Linked DNA regions of Mus musculus: region 1 is linked to region 2. The links are chromatin loops, found by intact Hi-C in ENCODE. Cell type or tissue: left cerebral cortex. All regions are shown on one strand. Links, peaks and the distances in the headings refer to the core of each region. The heading gives the core; the rest is flanking DNA. Region 1 has its middle 4.4 kb from the start of Ctbp1. Region 2 holds the start of Nkx1-1 (NK1 homeobox 1).

Region 1 (4,386 bases), core at 174-4,173, 160 kb before region 2:
TCTGATGCTCTAAGTTCTACAGTGTAATGCTTACTTCCTCTTCTGGTCACCAAAAGATAGACACCTACCTACATATCTGCTGAGGCCCTGGAAAATATTAGGAAACTTTACAGGTGTTGTCTCTGTTAGTGAGACCTGGTGTTTGGGAACATGTGGAGCCCCGGAGCTCTGCAGAGACTTAGGAAAACAACACTCCAGAAAGTGAGCAGAAAATTCAAAGTCCAGATACAGTGCAGGAAACAGAAGGCTGTGGCTGGAGGCCAGGAAGAGCTGAGTTTGCAGGTTTGGGGAAGAGATATCATGGTTGTTGAGATACAAATGGCAGAGACCCCACAGGGCTTGTCAGCTTGATGCGGATGGGTGACTCAAAAAATACCTAGTAGCATCTAGAGGAAGGTTAGTATTAGGGACAGGAGGCAGAGCCCAAAGTCTGGCCACTAAGCAGAAAAGCTAGTGGAGACATAGGTCCTTATACTACATCCTCTCTATTTGGAATCAGGCTGAAATACACCAAGGTGGGGGTAAACAAACAATATTTGGAGAAAGCAATCTAGGCCTCTGCCTTGGACACTGAATGACAGAGCTTGCAGAAGATAACACATGCAAAAACTTCACAGTGGATTGAGTCCAGTAAAGAGGGTTCCTGAGAAGCAGGCACTCTCAGCTATTTTGGATCTATTTTGTTTTGAAATGTAGCTGTAGCCAACCCCTCCCTCAACTTCTGGGACACATCTTAAAATTAAGCAAATGTGATTTAAAAGAAGATGGCCAAGATAAGCTCATATATTTGAATGTTTGATCCCCAATTGATGAAACTGTTAGGGAAGGATTAGGAGGTGTGTCACTGGGAGTGAACTTTGAGGTTTCAAAAGCCTGTGTTATTCTCAGGTCCCTCTCTCTGCCTCCTGCTTACAGATCAGATGTTAAGTTCTCAGGAACTGCTTTGGCGTCATGCCTACCTACCTATGCCCTTGCTCACTGCCACAATGGCCATAAACTCTAACCTTCTGGAACTCTGGGCCCTTGAATTAAATTCTTTCTTGTTTAAGTTGTCTTGGTCATGGCATCACTTCACAGCAATAGAAAAATAGACGACAATAAAAGTGAGCCACAGATCAGCAGCTGCTTGCTTATGCTCCACAGCCTCCCTACAGGCCTCTTCAGTGTTGTGCCAGTGGCTCCTCTATGTATTGGTTACTTTTCTTATCACCAAGACAAAAAACCTGAAAGAAACAGTTTAAAAGGGCAAGGGTTTATTTTAGCTCAGGTGAGGTAGTCTGTCATGGCAGGGAAGGTGGAAATGAGAGCGGGTCAGCCCACAGTGGTGGTAGCATACAGCAGGGCTCCTCATATCTTAGTAGATCAGGAAGCAGAGAGCAGATACAACCTCCAACACCCCACTTCCCACCCCACGACCCCACCCCACCCCACCCCTTGTGCACACAGTGACCTACTTCTGCTAACTAATCCACAAGTTCTGTTGGTTTTCCAACCTCCCAAAACACTGCTGACATCTAGGAAGCAAGTATCCACAAACATTTTGAACTGGCAATTGTATCCCCTTTGTTGCCAGTCTTGACTTATTCCTAGTGCTGTCTTCTCTAGTTGTGGTTATGGCCACCCACTGAACTCTTATCTTCTATCCAGTGCAGTGACTAGATCTAGGCAAGACGCTTAAACACTCATGACCAATAAGCAACTTTCTGTGCATATGGCCCTGTGTTTCTCAAAGCTCCCTGACACTTCGCACATGCTAAATTCTGTACTTTGACAGTCCCCATCCTGAGGCAGCAATCGGGATCCTCCCAGAGCCTCAGAGCTCCCAGCATGAGCCTGGAAGAGAGATAAACACTCCCAGAAGAGAGGTTTGATGTAGCCAGAAACTGCAAGGCTGGGTCTGTGTAAAGATGCTCACAGCTCATCTTTCCTGAGTATGGTACCCATAGCTCCGCTAGAGGGCTCCAGTGGGAGTATAGTAAACATTTGTAGTGAACCCACACCAAGGTACTGCAAAATTTGAACCTCACAGCAGATCTGCACCACAAGCATCAGTGGGCTCTACAGCTAAGGCCTCACTTTCCTACCCAGATTCTCAGTGCTTTGTGGAAAACCACGCACGATTGGTGCCACAGCTAGTGTACCTCCCGGCCTCCAGATTTTCTGTATTTACAGCTATAGTTTGTCAACAAATAATATGAAATCAAAACACTGCTACAAAATATTCACAGCACAACATGGTTAGCTCTGCACACATTTGGGCTTGTCTACAAAGACACCTCCAGGAGGACTAAGGAAGAGAACTCACCCAGAGCGTGGTGGTATCCACCACAGGATGGAGGCCGGGTGAGGAGAAGAGGAGGAGGCAGCTGGCATGGTTCGCTGGGATGTTCTTCTCCCCTGTGCCCTCCTTACTGTGGACTGAAACCTCCAAAAGCAGGAGTGAAATAACCCGTTAGGTCGTTTATGTCAGACGTCCTGTTACGGCGACATGAACACTCACACAAGGTGAATGAGGTAGAAGTTATAACTTTTGAATAGTAATAGAATTATTTTGTAAAATAACAATATGAAGCTGGGCGTGGTGGCGCATGCCTTAAATCCCAGCACTCGGGAGACAGAGGCAAGTGGATTTCTGAGTTTGTGGCCAGCCTGGTCTACAAAGTGAGTTCCAGGACAGTCAGGGCTACACAGAGAAACCCTGTCTCGAAAAACAAAACAAAACAAAACAAAACAAAACAAAACAAACAAACAAAAAGTTTACAACGTCTTGAAAGGTTTTCTATGGGGTCTTCCATGATGCACTGTGGTTGGAGGGATGGCAGGGCTGCCTACGGAGGCCGCCGCCTCAGCACAATCTCTAGATGTGTGTTTCTTCCCCACCCTGTGGTCACTGTGATGTCAGGGTGTAACGAGAGCTTCCATTTATTTTCCCAGAACAAGTCGTTCATGTAAATAGCACTGTTAGTAGCCAGACTACTTCAGCATAATTAATTTTAGCCAAGCTTGGTAGTATACTACTTTAATCCCAGCACTTGGGAGGCAGAAGCAGGAAGATCTCTGCGTTCAAGGCCATCCTGGTCTACAGAGCAAGCTACAAAATAACCAGGGCTGCACAGAGAAAACCTGACTCAGAAAACCTAAATACATACATACATACATACATGTATGTTATGGGTGAGGTGGAGGGAGTGGCTGGCAAATCTGTGCCTCACACAGCAGGCTCCCCTTAGCAGTGCTCCAGCTCTTGTGGTGCCAGACATTGCTCTGGGATCAAATGACATGTGTCCTTCTGGGTGAAGGAACAACTTCTGTGACTGGGCACAGTTGTCTTTTGGTCACACCTGGTAATGTCGACAAGATAAGATTTAACAATAAAGAGGTGAAAGGAAATGGTCAGCTCCCTTCTTCCTGAGGCCCAGGCTATGAGATCAGACAGATGCCAAGCACTTCTGCAGTGCTCTATCTCCAGATGCCCTGAGGACAAATATTTCTGCTGTTTGTTTGTTTTTGTTTTTTTTTTAACTATCCATTATAGCTTTTAGCATGCACGTCTCTCATCTCTTTGGTTAGGTTCACTCTTAGGTGTGGGACTCCTTTCGAAGTTGCTATGTATGGAATTGCTTACTTTCTAATTTGAATGGGTTTTCTTGTCCTTCTCTTTCCTCCTCTATACTGTGAGTAGGACTTGTAGTAAAATGTTGAATAGAAAAAGTGAAATCATAGCAGGGACTTTAAGATGATAGATACCAAAAGGTTTGTGTCTGCCTCTCTTCAGAGTGTTGCATCATTTAATCACACACATTAGTGAGTTCTAGAGCAGCTAAGCACTGCTGTCCTCCAGTTAACTGATGGGGAAAATGAGTCGCAGACAGCTAGGCATTCTTTCAATGCTCCATGCACAGAGAGCGGCAAAGCTAGGACCCAACAGCAAACCAACATCAGGGCCCAGGCATGGCAGGATATAACCTACATCAGGTGAGTAGAATGGCTCAGACTCGCCTTGTCTGCTGAATAGCAATGTTCTAGAGAAAACACACAATGTTGCTGACTCCCATTTTGCTCTCTCTCTCTCTCTCTCTCTCTCTCTCTCTCTCTCTCTCTCTCTCTCTCTCTCGTGTGTGTGTGTGTGTGTGTGTGTGTGTGTATGTGTGTATAAAGAAGTGAAGGTATTACAGAATCCAGGCTCTTACCCCAGAGCCTCTCTAGAACAGGGACTTTGAAATCTCAGACTCAGCCTTTCTCCCTGGCTCTTGTCCCTTTCTATCCAGAGGTGCCAGTGTGCTTACAGACACCTTCTGGAAGAACCAACACAGAATGCCCTGTGTTCACAGTCATTCCTGCTCAGATTTCCATTACCAACCTGTCTCTCATGGTGTCAAGTGTGCT
Region 2 (4,386 bases), core at 299-4,298:
ACCTTTCATGCCCCTCACCCACAGGTGGTCTTTAAATGCCAGAGGAGGCCTCCACGTTTTCCGACCCAGGGCCGGTGTTCAGCTCTCAGATCGAGTTGACGCTGACATACTGGAGCATAAAATCGCAACTCGAAAATAACCCAGCTCAAATGACCCAGGTCGCATGAAGAGTGCGGGTGTCCTGTCCTCAACTCCCAGGTCTTAGCAGGACAACTATTCCCTCAGGCGACACGTAGCCAGTCATCCCTGCCCCAGCCCTGCCTGGCTGCCCTCTCCCAACTGTGCAGCGCTCGCTCCCTCCCTACACAGCTCCAGCAGGCAGCCGCGAGTTCCTCGTAGACCAACCCCTTGGCGGAGAGAGGGGTCCAACTGCAGCCTGCATGGCCTGCCCTTCCTCTCTCTAGGAACGGAAGGTCAATGCAACCGCGTTGGTAGAGCTGGCGGCCCCAGTCCAGTTCTCCCTGAGCGTTCTGGTCCATGAGAGGCGCAGGGGCCAAGAAGTTAGAGGAGGACGGGGGAGGGGCACAAAAAGCAATCAGGAGCTGGTCGAATGCAATTCGCGATCAATAGCGGCCCCTAATAAGTGTAATAGGTTTTAATCGAGTAATTATCCGAATTTTGACCCTATAATTTAGATGTTCGGGGGGAGTTTGCAAGGTGCTTGAAAGAGATATGCATGCGCCGTAATGGGATATCGACCGCAAAGGGGGCGCGGGCCGCCCCATTACCGGCCGCTTTCCGCCGCTAAGCACATTTCCCTTTAACTGTAATCGAAGGGATTTAATTGTTTTTCCAGAGATAACCAGCGTTTTGTCACAATTAGTCTGATTTGTCCAAAGGGGGAGGGCCGGGAAGGCCACGGTGGGGGTGGGTAAGTCACCAAGTCAGTCGCCGCATGTCCCTTTGCCTCCAGCACCAACTACCCTCCAACACCAAAGATTGACTAGATGAATCCTGGACCGTAGTCGCAACCCCAAGGCCCCAGATTTGGCCCAACAGAACCTTTCCAGAAGCGTGCAGCAGTGAGGGCCCTAGAGTCCGGGTCGGGAGGAGGCCACGGATGCTTGGGGCGGACCCCGCGCTCTGCGAACTTTCCACAGAGCCCGGCGGCGCTTGGGTCAGGCCCAGCTCGCCGGGAGCATAAACATTCCGGAGCAGTCGGTGTCCTCGCCCCTATCACCAACCCCTTATACTCACTTGTAGGCTCAGCTCCCGCGGCCGCTGCGACTCCTGTGGCGGCGGAGAGGGCTCGGCGTTCTAGCTCTGCGCGCGGCGAACGTCCGGAGGCAGCGGGGACCGCGACGCACGCGGCCGGGGCGCATGGGGCACACGTAGCGGGCACCACAGGGCCCAGTAGCACGCAGCGGCGTCTCCTACTGTTGAACTTGTTGGGATCTAGGATGTCCAACACGGAGAAGGAGGTGGGGCGCGGGGGCGCGGCGGGCCGGGCCGCTCCAGCCCCCTCTGGCACCGCGGGAACAGTGTCGCTGGCCGCGAGCGGTGGCACTCCAGCCCGGGGAAAGATGGGCAGCTCAGCTCGTCCGTCCATAGTGTCCCGAGCTGTAGCCGCAGGAGCCGGCGGTGCGGGCCCCGAGCCGGGCCCGGGCGGTGGCGGTGGCAGCGCGGGGACGTCCCCGGGTGCCGCCGGGCCGCTGGTACTCATGCGGGCCTCGGGCCGCTCAGGCGGCTCGGGCCCCCGCTACCTACTGGGATCCCATCCCTGCGCCCCGCAAAATCAGCCTCAGCCCAGCTGTTCCCGCTCTGCTGGTGCTGCCTGGCCTTGCCTCCGCCACCGCTTCAGGCGCCCGCCGCGCCGGGCCAGTGCATTTATGGCGGCCCCGCCGGAGGCGCCCACGCGCCCACACGCCGCACACACGTGCGCCCGCAGGCGGCCGCAGGGTTCCGCTTCCCTCGTTAGCGCTCACGCCTAATTGGCTGCGAACGGTCCCAAGCGGAGTAGGCGGGCCCGGTACGGGACTCACGGACTGAGCCGCAGAGACGGACAGACAGACGCCCTGCCCGGAGCCAGAGCACAGTCCACTGGAGGCTGGGGTGCTCAGCACCGTGCCGCTGCGCCTCCGCGGGGCTGGAAACTGCGTGCCCGCCTCCTTGGCGAAGGGGGAGGAGACAGTCGCCTTTTAAATAATTGCGGGATCAGTTGGCTGTGGAGGGCTGCAGAGGCCCCAGGACGTGGGAACCCACGCGCCCCGAGTTGGCCTGGACATCCCAGCTCAGGGTACCGCTAAGGCAGGTCTCTCCTGCTGCCGTGGCACGCGGGGTTCTGGGCTATCCTGGCACCAGGGGCTCTCGCGCCTTCCGCTGCTAGGACGGAAAGGGAGAGAGGGGTTCTTGCGGGTTCTGAGTCTCTCCAGGGTCTTCAGCCCCTTGTGGGGCGTGTTCCCAGAGTTTCGGTTTCCGCTGCCCTCGATTGCTGTTTTTCCGCGTCTGGAGCAATCTGGTCAGAATCTCTGTCCCTCCATCCTCACTGGCTTTGACTCCCGCCCCCTTGGCTGGATCAAATTAGGGACGACTCGAAATCCCCCGCAAGAGGCGGGGCTGGCGCCCGCGAGTGACGCTCATTAGAAGTGGAATCGAAATGAGTAGGGCTAGACGGCCGTCCTAGTCCCCGCCCCCCCCCCAAAGGGTGACCGAAAAATCGCACAAATAGCAGGTGGCCTACATAAAGATCGATACCCTTCATGTAACGGGAAAATATGTGTTTCTTCCAGAAATAATACGGAAACTGTCCTCTTCCCCATCCCTAACAAATCAGAAGGGCCGTTTGAGGCCTGAGCGTTTGTGCACCGTCTTGTCCAGTCTGGAGATTTACAGGACAGTCTCGGCGGACGACCTCGGAAGGTCGAGCCCGGCTTTGGAGGATGAGGGTCAGGTAGCCGATGCTTCGCTTCCTAGTTTTCCTCCTCCTCTCGCTCAGGCCAATGAGCTGACCCGCCTCTGAAGGACCCAGGTGGGACCCGGCGATGGAACTGGCGTGCCCAGAGTGTGAGTGTGTGCGCCTACGACGTGTGCTCCAGCGGGTATGCATTCCTCCTCCCACTACGGTCCCGAGAGCCTGCTCTGCACAAGGACGGTCCTTTGCAATTACCGCGGGCAATGATCCTTCGGAAGCAGAAATTAAAAGTTAGGAGAAATAATGGGGGACCGATCGCCTGTAATTTGGGCCAAGCTCGGACATGCTGAGCCTCTGGGAGGCTGGGACAGGAGGCAGAAGGAGGGGGGCAGGGCTCTCCTCCCCTCAGTTTCTTCCCTGCCCCCTCCCACCCTCACCGCGCTGGTCCATCCTGAGATTCTAATCAGACCCACAACACTGTGTCCTTCCTTGCCAGGACCTGATTATTCTTTATCTTTAAATTATAAATCACCTCTGGGGAAGGAGGGTGGGTAATCTCTCATCACAGTGAGGTAATTATCTTCTTCCCGCCCCCATCTTGGTCTTTGCTCCCTTCCTCTTCTCAACTGAGTTTGAATATAGATGTACACGCCCCATTCTCTTACAAACACACACACACACACACACACACAGAGAGAGAGAGAGAGAGAGAGAGAGAGAGAGAGAGAGAGAGAGAGAGAGAGTCACACTCATTCAGAAGCCGCCAACACACAAGCAGGAATTCATTCATGAGCACCCACACCCAGTCAGAAGGTGGCTCAAAAGGGCAGTGCGCTGCACCCCGTCACCCCTCCCCCATCTGCTCCTCCTTCCACTTCCTGTCTCTTTTAAGTCCTTTGGTGAGGACTGCACACAGACCGGCTGCCAAGTCCCCATCTTCTTTGCTTCCCCAGGAAGCAGAGCCACTGGGTGCAGAAGGGAGCTTCTTTTGGGAGGGGAGGGCAGGGGAGGACAGGCCTCATGTGCAGAGCTGGCTCTGGGTAGTGGAGACTCTGGGACATCCCTACAAGCACCCACACCCCCCCACACACCCCCCCACACACACATTTGTCACTAGCACAAGTCAGCAGAGGGGTGAATGTTGGCAAACATTTAACAGCAGCTGCAGCACCCACACCTTACTGGGTTGGAGCTGGCCTGGCTGCACTCTCAGCCATGACACCTGCCTGTGAGGAAGTACAATGACCTGTGTAGCCCTTTCTGTGCAGCCTTCCTTCAGGACAAGCAAATGCAAGCAAAGTGGTGTTTCCTAGAACGTGAGTTGTAGACTGCAGCTAAGACACAGACAATGTAATACAACGTGTTAACAGAGGATATGAAGTGAGATAAAGTAACACGTTATAGAAAAACAGGCAACTGGATGTTGGGTTTTGTTGTTGTCATTGTTGTTGTTTTTCACCGAAACTCACACTTGGCCCTGCCGAATGACCTGCCTGCTGATGGGTAGGGGACTGGTCAGAGCTGGGCAGAATGCA

Evidence for each region. A loop is a pair of places that touch in the nucleus more often than their neighbours do. Peaks named below come from ENCODE experiments on the same cell type or tissue, not always from the same donor. Only the 100,000 strongest peaks of a DNase experiment are listed, where the experiment ranks them.
Region 1: a loop joins it to region 2, with 4 times the contacts of the local background. A loop is called at or near these places in 3 of 42 quality-filtered maps.

The regions. Positions count from the first base shown.
Region 1 is chr5:33,277,223-33,281,608 of GRCm38, forward strand. No RefSeq gene overlaps it. Among named protein-coding and RNA genes, the nearest start is that of Ctbp1, 4.4 kb to the left of the region's middle. In left cerebral cortex, for the core only: a CTCF peak has its summit at 1,963; a DNase peak (open chromatin) is centred at 1,930.
Region 2 is chr5:33,432,428-33,436,813 of GRCm38, forward strand. Nkx1-1 (NK1 homeobox 1) reads right to left here and starts at 1,663. Exons shown (of 2, transcript NM_011320.1): 1 at 1,198-1,663. The coding sequence starts at 1,663. In left cerebral cortex, for the core only: no CTCF peak of the experiment used is centred there; a DNase peak (open chromatin) is centred at 1,906; H3K4me3 peaks cover 508 bases.